Regions from separate parts of the Homo sapiens genome. Here all the other regions are linked to region 2. A link is a contact called in ENCODE Hi-C or POLR2A ChIA-PET data. All regions are on one chromosome and are shown on one strand. The core of a region is the stretch at or near the end of the contact, and the rest is flanking DNA. Distances in the headings are between cores, read along the strand shown. Region 1 overlaps PPP2R5C (protein phosphatase 2 regulatory subunit B'gamma). Region 2 has its middle 16 kb from the start of DYNC1H1. Region 3 overlaps LINC02320 (long intergenic non-protein coding RNA 2320). Region 4 overlaps WDR20 (WD repeat domain 20).

What was found. Hi-C counts contacts between places; a loop is a spot of excess contacts on that map. ChIA-PET counts read pairs that join two places held with the same protein, here RNA polymerase II (POLR2A). Pooled maps may share reads with other maps.
Region 1: a loop to region 2 is called in a map of psoas muscle, with 2.1 times the contacts of the local background. The contact joins two enhancer-like sites. A Hi-C loop is called at or near these places in 5 of 168 maps with a recorded cell type or tissue (B cell, CD8-positive, alpha-beta T cell, HepG2 and 2 more), 2 of 37 single-sample maps with no recorded cell type and 9 of 50 pooled maps. POLR2A ChIA-PET finds 5 or more read pairs at or near these places in 24 of 52 experiments (A673, B cell, BJ and 18 more).
Region 3: a map of B cell shows a loop between it and region 2 (12-fold over the local background). The contact joins two enhancer-like sites. A Hi-C loop is called at or near these places in 30 of 168 maps with a recorded cell type or tissue (B cell, CD4-positive, alpha-beta T cell, CD4-positive, alpha-beta memory T cell and 24 more), 36 of 37 single-sample maps with no recorded cell type and 26 of 50 pooled maps. POLR2A ChIA-PET finds 5 or more read pairs at or near these places in 23 of 52 experiments (AG04449, AG04450, BJ and 18 more).
Region 4: a pooled map shows a loop between it and region 2 (4-fold over the local background). The contact joins two enhancer-like sites. A Hi-C loop is called at or near these places in 5 of 50 pooled maps. POLR2A ChIA-PET finds 5 or more read pairs at or near these places in 2 of 52 experiments (T-cell and WTC11).

The regions. Positions count from the first base shown.
Region 1 is chr14:101,790,735-101,793,434 of GRCh38, reverse strand. The region is part of intron 3 of PPP2R5C (protein phosphatase 2 regulatory subunit B'gamma); the gene reads right to left. Among named protein-coding and RNA genes, the nearest start is that of PPP2R5C, 30 kb to the right of the region's middle. Within about 2 kb of position 1,408, at least 6 of the 41 ENCODE cell types and tissues checked have a DNase peak (open chromatin) inside an H3K27ac peak, as active enhancers do; they include CD8-positive, alpha-beta T cell and PC-9, where a contact is called at or near this core.
Region 2 is chr14:101,946,878-101,949,577 of GRCh38, reverse strand. No RefSeq gene overlaps it. Among named protein-coding and RNA genes, the nearest start is that of DYNC1H1, 16 kb to the left of the region's middle. RefSeq lists enhancers at 1,003-1,192, 1,493-1,612, 1,317-1,978. Within about 2 kb of position 1,422, at least 33 of the 41 ENCODE cell types and tissues checked have a DNase peak (open chromatin) inside an H3K27ac peak, as active enhancers do; they include B cell, CD4-positive, alpha-beta T cell, CD8-positive, alpha-beta T cell and 6 more, where a contact is called at or near this core.
Region 3 is chr14:101,705,379-101,708,121 of GRCh38, reverse strand. All of the region lies in intron 1 of LINC02320 (long intergenic non-protein coding RNA 2320), which reads left to right. Among named protein-coding and RNA genes, the nearest start is that of LINC00239, 24 kb to the left of the region's middle. RefSeq lists an enhancer at 1-433 and silencers at 1,840-2,109, 2,120-2,239, 2,320-2,379. Within about 2 kb of position 1,266, at least 27 of the 41 ENCODE cell types and tissues checked have a DNase peak (open chromatin) inside an H3K27ac peak, as active enhancers do; they include B cell, CD4-positive, alpha-beta T cell, CD8-positive, alpha-beta T cell and 6 more, where a contact is called at or near this core.
Region 4 is chr14:102,199,681-102,202,380 of GRCh38, reverse strand. The region is part of intron 2 of WDR20 (WD repeat domain 20); the gene reads right to left. Among named protein-coding and RNA genes, the nearest start is that of WDR20, 61 kb to the right of the region's middle. Within about 2 kb of position 1,285, at least 4 of the 41 ENCODE cell types and tissues checked have a DNase peak (open chromatin) inside an H3K27ac peak, as active enhancers do.

The sequences.
Region 1 (2,700 bases), core at 159-2,658, 160 kb after region 2:
ACACCCACGCAGTCCAGTTCCTGCCCGTGAAGTGGTCAGGGAAATATCCTGCTTCAAAAACACTATAATGTTAAAATTAAATTTAAAATATCAATATGAATGTACGATTCAGAAAATTTATATCCTCGCTCCCTCCATTGAAAGCATTTAAAAGTAATGTCAGACCAGTAGCAATAAACATCCCTCTGACCCAGATTTTGGTTGCTAATATATTTACTACTGAAAGGAACCAGGGCTCTTTGAAAAATAGCTGATTTGGCCAGGTGTGGTGGCTCATGCCTGTAATCTCAGCACTTTGGGAGGCCGAGGTGGGTGGATCACTTGAGGTCAGGAGTTTGAGACCAGCCTGGCCAACATAGTGAAACCCCATATTTACAAAAAATATAAAAATTAGCTGGGCATGGTGGCACACGCCTGTAATCCTAGCTACTTGGGAGGCTGAGGCAGGAGAATCATTTGAATGTGGGAGGCGGAGGCTGCAGGGAGCCAAGATTGCACCACTGCACTCCAGCATGGATGAGACCATGAGACTGTCTCAAAAAAAAAAAAAAGAAAAGAAAAATGGCTGATTTGAAGTCTGGGGAAGAGAAGGTATTAAATGAGCCCAAGGGATGTCTCACTGTGTCAGAAATCAAGGAATCAAAAATAAATGAGGCTATGTAAAAAAACAAAAACAAACAAAAAAACACACGAGCTACCCTAAAGGGCACTTAATGATTGCAATTATGCCATCTGAACACCAGAAAGACTAATGCTTTTGGTACATGAAAACACACTGAAATCAACAATATATTAGTCCACAATGATATTAAAACAAAGAGAAAGCTAGAAAAAAGCTTCAGCTGTCACCATTAGAGGGAACTGGTAATAAAAGACAAAGAATTAAGCTTATCCTTCTTTTTCAGTAGGAGCTCCATTTCAAGATAACCAAGTATCTCTGGTTGGTAAGAAAAATCACTGCTTTCAGAAGAACGTTAGAGTAAATGTTGAATTCGCTAGTGAAACTGAAACTACTGACTCAGGCAAGGATTATCAACTGTTGTTCAAGACATTAGCACATGGTTGACAGGGAATACACATTGGTAGGATGCCAAAATATACACTGCAGACTATTACTAGTACTTTTTGAATTGTAAAGGGAAATATGTAATTGTTCAATAGAGATATCAATCTGTCATCAACTGAATTCACTAGTAAAACTGAAAATTTAGCATCACTTCTGATGATAGGCAACCAGAGGCTATGCATCTCTCACAATAATGTCACTATCTCCTAAGTTATAAAGCGTTGCCTCTGATGTATTTCAGCCAAAAAAGGTTTCCATTTACAGGAACCGCAGTGGGGTAAGTGGGATATATTGCAGAACAACTGGGTCGGTTGATTTAACAAACCAGTGTTGTGGTTTAAGGCACTCCCAGATTGGCAGTGCCTCCAGGTGTCTGGCAGAGCAAAAACAAATCCCTATTGAAGAAGACACTTTGATTCTAGGTTTCAATTTATTTCACATATCTGAATACAATGACCAATATACAATAAAAAAAATCAGGTACACAAGGAAATAAGACATCATGAACAAAATGTGTCAAACACCTCAGATACTAGTGTGACCTGACGCAGGCTATAAAACAGCTGCGTTTACTATACTTATTTAGTATACTATACTAAACTTGTATACCATACAAGTTTTGATGGTATGTTCAAGAGAATAGGAAAATATTTTAAAATGGCACTGCAGACTGAAAAAAGAACCAAACAGAACTTTCATAAATGAAAAAAAAAACCCTGAAATTAAAAGCTCAAAAGAAGGGTTTGACACATATAGACAAATCTGAAGATTTACAACGAATAACAAAAATTGAGAATAAGCGTTTCAAAACTTTCGTATCAACTTAACAGGGTAATCTTATGTCTACTGACTATAATAATAAAAACACTATTTTATACACAGTGTATTTTGTACTTCACTTCTGTAATAATTTATTTTTACTGTATTTTATTTTCTGTTAAAATAAAGGACTCATATCTGGGAAAACATACTGTTACAATTCAACAAGAAGAAGACAACCAACTTAAAAAAAGACATCTCATCAAAGAAGAGAGACAAATGGCTAACAGGCATATGAAAAGATGCTTAAAATTTCCAGTCATTGGGGAAAGGCCAATGGAAACCACAGTGAGACACCATTACACACCCACAAGAATTAAGCTATAATCGAAAAGACAATAATAGATATTGGCAAGAATGTGGCCACATCAGAGCCCTCATACATTGTTGGTGGAAATGTAAAACAGTACAACCACTTTGGAAAACAGTTTGGCAGTTTCTTTTTCTTTTCTTTTCTTTTTTCTTTTTTTGAGACGGAGTCTTGCTCTGTTGCCCAGGCTGGAGTGCAGTGGTGTGATCTCGGCTCACTGCAACCTCCACTTCCCAGGTTCAAGCAATTCTCCTGCCTCAGCCTCCCGAGTAGCTGGGGCTACAAGCGAGTGCCACCATGCTCAGCTGATTTTTTGTATTTTTAGTAAAGATGGAGTTTCACCGTGTTAGCCAGGATGGCCTTGATCTCCTGACCTCATGATCCGCCCGCCTCGGCCTCCCGAAGTGCTGGGATTACAGGCGTGAGCCACGGTGCCCAGCCAACAGTTTCTTAACAAGCTAAACATAAATTTACCACACAAGCCAGGAATTCCACTCCTAGGTAT
Region 2 (2,700 bases), core at 173-2,672:
TGGCCTGCAATGCCCTTCCTTCACTTCCTTCATCGTCACCTTCTCAGTAAAGCCCTCCCTGCCTCTTTTGTAAATTTCTTCCCATCCTCTATACCCTTCCCACCTCTCTCCCCATCTTTAGCTTTTCCCTGTATCACTTATTCAACACAGCATAGATTTTGTTGAAGGCAGGGGTTTCTGCCTTCTGTTTAATGCTAGCTGCCCAGTGCCTAGAAAAGTGCCTGGCATCCAGTAGGTGTTCAATAGATATTTATAGAGTTAAATGCACTAAACTTAGGAGGCGGAAGTTGTTTTTTTTGGAGGCCTTTGCCCATTTCACTCCCTCCTTCCCGTTCCACCTTCTAGGTTTCTCATTCCCTCTGCTTCTTCTCTTTTGCTGGCTCTGGCCTGCAGCCCTCTTGCCCCTGGTGTAAAGGGCTCAAAACGCCAGACAGCTCTGCCGCCATGGGGAGGAGACCCTGACTGAGAAGCCAGGGCCCCGGCCTCCAGGGTCACCAGTACCTTGGGCAGGCCGGGGTGTCGCTGGGGCTTGGGTGACTCCACCAGGCATGGAGGGGGTGGGTACTCCCAGCTGGCTCGCCAACCTTCGCTTCTTGCCTCGCAAAGGCAACCTGGCGGAGGGTCTGTGGGTCAAGCAGAGTCCAGCTCTAGTTTCTCCCCTTCCAGGCTGTGCGCCCTCAGCCAGGCCTCTCCTCGCCTACAGGGCTCGCGGACACTTCTGACCCTCACTGAGGTCGTAAAGATTACAAGTCAGTGGTCCACAACGACTGGCGTCGGGCCCGCCGCATACCCACTATGTACGACTGGCCGCTAAGTCAGCCGAGGCCCTGGGGCTCCGCTCCACAACCCAGCCCACGGTCAGCTTTCCTGGGCTGCTCCGTCCCGCGAGGCCATCGCCCCATTCATATTCGGCAGGGCATTTCCACGCGTCCCGTCTCAGGCAAGCCCCAGAGCACCCTTTTTCGGGCAACACTGTGCCCACTTCACTGGAGAGGGAACTGAGGTCCACGTCATTGGGAGAGGAACACGTGACATATTGAGCTCTTTCCTCAGCAAGTGACCTAACCCGCCTTGCCCTCGGCCGTGAGCAGAGGGCCAGACCGGAAGTCCGCTAGCTCTGCTGTTCCGAGGCCCGCCAGTCTCCAAACCCCGGTCTTAGATCGAGGTCTCTGGCCGTTTCCCTCCGCAGCAAAACCCTTGTTCCAGGACTACACCAGACGGGTCACACGACCTAGATCGGCACGGTCACATGTCCCGCAGTCCGGTCATGTGCACCCTCGGACCAATCCCAGCGGCCAGGAAGGAGAGGCATTGTGATTGGCCCATGCCCTTCAGGGGGCGGGACTCCTGCTGAGGAGGGCCTTCCCCGTTCTCACCTCTGCGTTCCGCGTGAATCTCGCTCACTCGCGAGATTGGGCGTCTGACAGGTGCCCTTAGGTCCCACAATGCACAGGCCGGAGGCGGGGCGGTCCTGCATTGACGCAACCTCGCGCGCCGCTTGCGTCACCTCTCGGTGCCGCCCTTGAGATTGGGGCATTTCTCGCTGAGATCCTGCACTCGGCTCCAGGTATCCTGGAGGAAAGAACGAACTTCTCCTGGGCCCAGAAGTTTAGGTCCGCTGTCGTCCCCCGCCTGCCTCTAAGGCCCTCTCCTCGCGACAGCCTCTGAAACCATCGGCTCCTTCCTCATTTCTGTCACGGCCTGGCTTGCATTCCAAGCCAGGCACTCATTTCATGTTTATTGTTCCAGCTGGACTAGGGGTACTTAAACCGTGGTCCATGGCTGGGCTTCCGGGGCCGTGACCCCCTTAAATTATATGCAGTATGTAGCTTGTTGTGGGTGGCTTCTGTCACACTTAAATGCTGGGTGCCATCACAGGACTGGCAGGGCCCTACTGTGGTCGTCAGTGCGCTCTTTGTCAGCACAGAGCCTGACGCAAATGTCCAAAGGTGCTAATTAGACAGAGGCAAATATCCCAACTGTTGCCCTCTGCACACACCTCGGTCTACTCTTTTAAGACTACTTGCTGTTACCTGCACACACCTTTATTTATTTATTTATTTATTTATTTAATTTTTGAGACAGGGTCTCGCTCTGTCGCCCAGGCTGGAGTGCAGTGGCGCGATCTCGGCTCACGGGCTCAAGCGACCCTCCTGCCTCAGCCTCCCGAACAGCTGGGACTACAGGCCTGCGTCACCACGCCCGGCTAGTGGTTTTTTTCTTTTTTTTTTTTTCTTGAGACGGAGTCTTGCTCTGTCGCCCAGGCTGGAGTGCAGTGGCGCCATCTCGGCTTACTGCAACCTCCGCCTCCCAGGTTCAAGCGATTTTCCTGCCTCAGCCTCCCGAGTAGCTGGGATTATAGGCGCTCGCCACCACACCCGGCTAATTTTTGTATTTTTAGTAGAAACGGGGTTTCACCATGTTGGCCAGGCTGGTCTCGAACTCCTGACTGCCTCGGCCTCCTAAAAGTGCTGGGATTACAGGCGCGAGCCACTGCGCCCGGCCTAGTTTTTGTATTTTTTGTAGAGACGGGGTTTCGCCATGTTGCCCAGGGTGGTCTTGAATTCCTGAGCTCAAGTGATCCTCCCGCCTAGGCCTTCCAAAGTGCTGGGAGTACGTGAGCCACCGCTCCTGGCCCTGCACACAGCTTTTGATTGTACGCCTTCCTTCTGTCATCATGCTGTTCTCTCTGACCGAACA
Region 3 (2,743 bases), core at 17-2,516, 240 kb after region 2:
CCAACAGCTCAGAGGCGGAGCTCCTGGGCATATTCCCTTCCCAGATGGCCTGCATGACGACTTGGGGAGGTCCAGGACGGCTGTCCTTGGTGATCAGGAGCATGTGAGCACTGGTGGGGATGAGGGAGCCCAGAGGGTCCTACTACACACCCTGCACTGTAATAGTCTGCTTGTGAGCCGGCACAAGCACACCCTGCTACAGGGTCAGACCCAAACTCCTGGGACGAAACAAAGGACTTTCCTCTGTGCTGCACTGTGTGCACCCCTAGCACTTCAAATAAAAGTTTGGCACCTTATACAGGGAGATATTTTGCTAGAACATGAACTTAAATGCATGCAGTATCATACAGGTCGAACAGGAAGCAGTATGGGGGTGCACAGTGCAGCCTCTGGAGACAAGACCTGGGCTTGGTCCTGCCTCTAAGAGTCACTGCTGTGTGACCTCAGCCAAATTACTCAAATACTCTGAACCTCAGATTCTTCGGCTGTGTAAGGGCAACAACAAATACTTCATGGCTGGTTGTGAGAATTACTTGAGCTGACACAAGAAACATGCAACAGTGGCTTGCGTGTGCTGAATGGGCAGGAAGTTTTCTGCTGCGTAATTTGCGATACTAAAAGCAAAGATGATTATTGAGCGCCCTCTGGTGACCAAATGGTACAATTACACCTTAGATTGCGCCAAGCTGGATACTTTTTTATGCGGGGCTCAAGGACTCACAGGCCCTGCTGGTGGTGAATTGCCTGCGGCCCCTTCTTGCTCCATTTCAGTTCCTTGGCCCCGGCGGTAGGCAGCCTCCTCATTAAAGGGGAGGATTTCACGGGACAGGCATCTTCACTACACCTGTCCCGGGCTCTTCAGAACTAGCTCCTGTCTCTAATGCTCGAGGGGGATCATGGTCCAGCTAAGGAAGCTGGTCCCTGCTGCAGCTGGGCTGGGGACTGCCAGGGATTCGGGGGCCTTGGAAACGGAGACCACAGACCCTGCTGTGTGTGTGTGGCGCCAGACCCAGTCTTCATGTCTCCAGGTGAACCGCAGAGCCTCATTCTGGATTTTAAAAACCTAGTTGTTACTGGGCCTGCAGGTCGGCTGTATCCCTGCGGGTTCTCTGCAGCCCCTGCCCCTGTGGGCAGTCATGCTGTGTGCCAGGCACTGTGCTGGGTGCTGGGGATACGGCACAGCACCTGGGGCTTAGGTTAGAGGGGGAGATGGAGGGGGATTTGGGCGGGGACTTCTGGAGTCCTGTCCCAGGGTGTGCAGGCAGTGGGTGTAGAGGTCTCCTTCCCTTCCCCTAGCGCTTCCTCATGCACAAGGCCTGTGCTGACACCTGGGTCACTCTGCCATGTTCCCTGCGGCCTTGAACTTAGTGACAGCCAATATTTACCAGCTCTGTCCACGGGCCATGCGTGGTAGGCCTTTCCTCGAGCCCTCGAGATGGCCTTGCGAGGTCGGTACAACCTCCTGCCAGTACCATCCCCTCCATTCTGCGGAGGAGGAATCTGACCTGGAGAGGTCATGTCCACGGGCCAAGGGAAGTCAGGGTCAGGCTCTCAGAGCCCAGAAGCTCTCACCCCTCGGGCCGTGGTTCCTGCTGCCCCTGCCCAGCCCTTCCCTTTTTGCCGGGAAGCCTCCTCTCTTGGCCTGGGCCTCATGAATTTCCTCCTGAAGGGAGTTAGGGGCAGGAATCCGGCGCCAGCAGCTTCTCACTCCTCCCAGGGCTGCCTGTCAAGCTGGGGCAGAAGAGGAGGCCCTCGGGGCACGTGCCTCCGGCGCTGCCTGCAGCGGCCTCGCCCAGGAAGTGCGGCTCAGCGGGAGCTCGCCCCTGTCCCTGCCTCCGGGGCGGCGCCGCCACGGCCTGGGAAGGAGGCCGAGCCCCTGCTCCCGCGACCCCTGCATGGGCGGGGCAGGCCCCAGGCCCCAGCTGAGACCAGGCTCCCGCTTTTTCAAGGAACCGCCGCGCTGGGCCCTTCACCCACGTGCTTTCCCTGCGGCGGCTCAGCCTCCAGCAGGCCGGAGGGTGCGCGTCGGGTCCCGGCTCCTCCTGCGCTGGGGACAAGCGGCCCCGCGCCCCCTGTCACCCCACGGAGGCCTTCACCTCCCCATGCCCGGCCGCGGCGGACCGGGGGAACTGGGGGCGGGCCGCAGAGGAGGCTCGGGGCACGGCGTGGGCCCAGGGCCGGGCTCCAGGGAGGGCGAGGAGGACGGCACCCCCCGCCGGCTGCGGTCGCGGCTCGTCCAGGTTCAGGCTTCGGCTGCTCCCGGAAGCCCCTGGCGGGGAGCGGCCGCCTGCGGGGAGATCTCGCGCCCCGGCCGCAGGGCTGCACATGGACGCCGGGACCTGCGCCTCCTCCAGCCCCGGCCCGCAGGGTCCTGGCTTGGGCACCGCCCTCTCTCTCCCCAGGGCCCAGCTCGAGGGGCTCACCCGTGGTGAATATGCGCCGGTCACAGAGCACGGGGCAGCCATAGAGGCCACACTGTCACCTCTGGGGACTGGACAAAAATGTCCAAATCCACGGAAAAATGAGATGCCCAAATAATCTCTCATAATTCTTCACGTTAACATTTTGCCTTCTTTTGTCACGTTCGTTCTCTGTCACTCTTTTTATATATGTACCTTCCCCCCACAACCCACTGGAAAGTAATATTCAGACATTGTGACACTTCACTTCTATATAAATTTCCCCTTAAGCATTTACAGCATTAAATATAGAACATTAAAGATAGAACATTAAAGCTCTGTAT
Region 4 (2,700 bases), core at 36-2,535, 250 kb before region 2:
AAAAAAAACCTCCATACAGGGCACAGGACAAAAACAAGGAAAGCAGAAGGAATATCCAAGCAAACAACCCAGAAGTGCCATGAGGAGAGCAGGCAGAAGAGGAAGGAGCTGCCACAGGAGGCCAGAGCCTCAGAGGACAGGCCTCTGAGACTTGAGGAAGCTGAGCCCTAGAGGGATGGAGTGCACAGGGAGGGGGTGGTCCTTAGGAGAGAGCACAGGGAAGCAGGGTGGGGGCAGAGAAGGTGCTGAGAGCAAAGGGACACCGTAGGGGAGGAGGGTGCAGGGCAGGTGCCTGGTGGAGGAAGGTGAGCTCCAGGAGAGAGGGACAGGGAAGAGACCTGCTCCCTGGGCCAGAAGGGAGGTGCTGGGGAACAGAGACAGGCAGAGGCAGGAAGGCTCTGGTGGGAAGCAGTGGAGGAGAGCCCCAGTCCCAGTCGCAGCCCCTCCAGGGCAGGGGTACACTGAGAGATGGGCAGGGCAGGTGCTCAGCGAGGAGGCGGAGGGAAGGCAGGGGAAGTAACAGAGGTGCTGGCAGAGCAGCTGGCCTGGCCACAGGGCTCTCCATCAGTGTCCAACTCCAAAATGCTCCAAGGCCCATTCTTAACAAACACGTTCATAAAAACACAAAAAACCCAAAACGCAAATAAACCTTAAAAGCAAAACGAAATACAGACACATTTCTATGTACGTCAAGACACCTGCTCTGGGCCAGTGCTCTGTGGGGATGCAGGCTCCATGTCTCCACTCAACGCTCAGCGCGGCCCTCCCCATAGTTCCAGCTCTGCAGGCCAAACAGACCGTGCCACTTAAGATATGAATACAAAGAAAAATCCCACGAACAGCGAAAACACTACCATCCCAAATGCCATCAACAGACAAGATTTTCAAAATACACTAGTTAAAATGAAACAAGAATAAAAATAAGTCTATAACCACATCAAAGTGTCATTTTGTGAAAGCAATTCACACTGACGCTTTCTAAGGCACTTCATTTTCTTTTTCTTTTTTTTCATTACTATCAATATGATAAGCAAAAATCAAAAATTAGTTTGGGGGTGAGTGGATCTGCATTTCAAAATGCAGATATTAATTTATAACAAAAATACTGAAACAATTCAAAAACCACAGCAGCTGCTTGAAAAGCCATAATGCAACCACAAGCAAAAATGGCAACTAAAGGCTCTGATGATGTAAAGGCATCTGAAGAGGGCTCAGGAAGTATTAGGAAAGGGTATTTCAAAGCCACATTAAGATGGGATCGGATGTCGTTTTATCTGTGTTCAAGCTTTAAGGAGTAGATCATTACGGGCTCATTTCCTTCCTTCGATTAGAAAATCAACAGAAACAAAACTAACAAAATGTGCAGACCATTCCTTTGTATCAGAATAGACAGAACACTGCTAAGCTTTACCCCATGCCTGGGAGGCACCTGCAGCTGGCAGGATGTGCCACGCAGCCTGGGCTGGCAGCAGTGTCCCTCCATACCCCAGGAGTCAGGGCCATCTCCTCTTCAGCATGCCCTTCAGTAAGACTGGATCTAAATGCCACAAGGAGACGTGGGACCTACCCAGTGTGTCTGCCTCAGCCTCACAGCCTGCGAGAGGAGAAGGGCAACAGCAGAGGGTATCGTGTCAGTAACGAAAGAAGCCAAATGCCAAGTTCTTTAACATTTTATATTTCAGCCAACAATTAACACATACTTGAAAATCCTTCAAAGTTACTATTCTGTGAATATACTCCAAAATCAGGATTTTTACACAGACAACAAGGTTGCATTCATTACCATATAGGAACTGTCCCTTTGTAACTCTTCCTCCCCAAATATATAACCATTAGTTATAAAAAGCAAACTTCAGAACAGGGCAGAGTGAAACACACACACACACACACACACACACACACACACACACACAAAAAAAAAAATTTAAAAAGTAAACTCCTCGCCCCTGTGGGGTGCTTCACCACAGTGAGCTGAATGTGACCGGGTGACTCTCCTCTGTGGGCAGCTCTGATGATGAGGACACGCTCCACGATCTGGGAGCTTGTCAGATGAACCGTGCGCCAAGATACTTTCAATAATGGCCCATTAGACATTTTCAAGGGCATCATATGTACAGAACGCTACAAACAGAAACCCAAAATCTACTCTGGAAGATTGGGGAAAGCAGAGACTCCAGGGAGCTGGGGATGATTTCCTGAGAGGGGCTAGAAAGGACTGGGCATTCGACTTTCTTTGGGTCTTGAACAGATGCACCAGCAAGGACCTCCAGTGTGACTGAGGACAGTCCCAGGGAGCGGGAAGAGGGCAGGGCCTGCCCATGCTCACTGGGCTGACCTGATCAGGGCCAGACTTGGAGATGAAGTTTGGTGAAGTTTGCCTTCACCCCCAATGGAAGGTGTGAGCCCTATGGTGTCCCCTCATTGAAAACAATCACAGACTGTGAAAGTCAACAGTGAGCGTCACGGTTTAGAGGTGATGCTTTCCTACCTTCTTTGTACCTCTCTATTTTCCAATTTTTCTATCAACAAGCATTTTAAATGCACACAATTTTTAATTGACAGGGGGAAAATCATCTTTTAAAATATACTTGTTCCCAGATGGGAATTTTTCATCTATGTTTATCTCAGGTGGATTTCTGAAATTTATAATTCCATTTCACTCATCTTTCCATCCCAACATTTATTACATTTTCATGTACC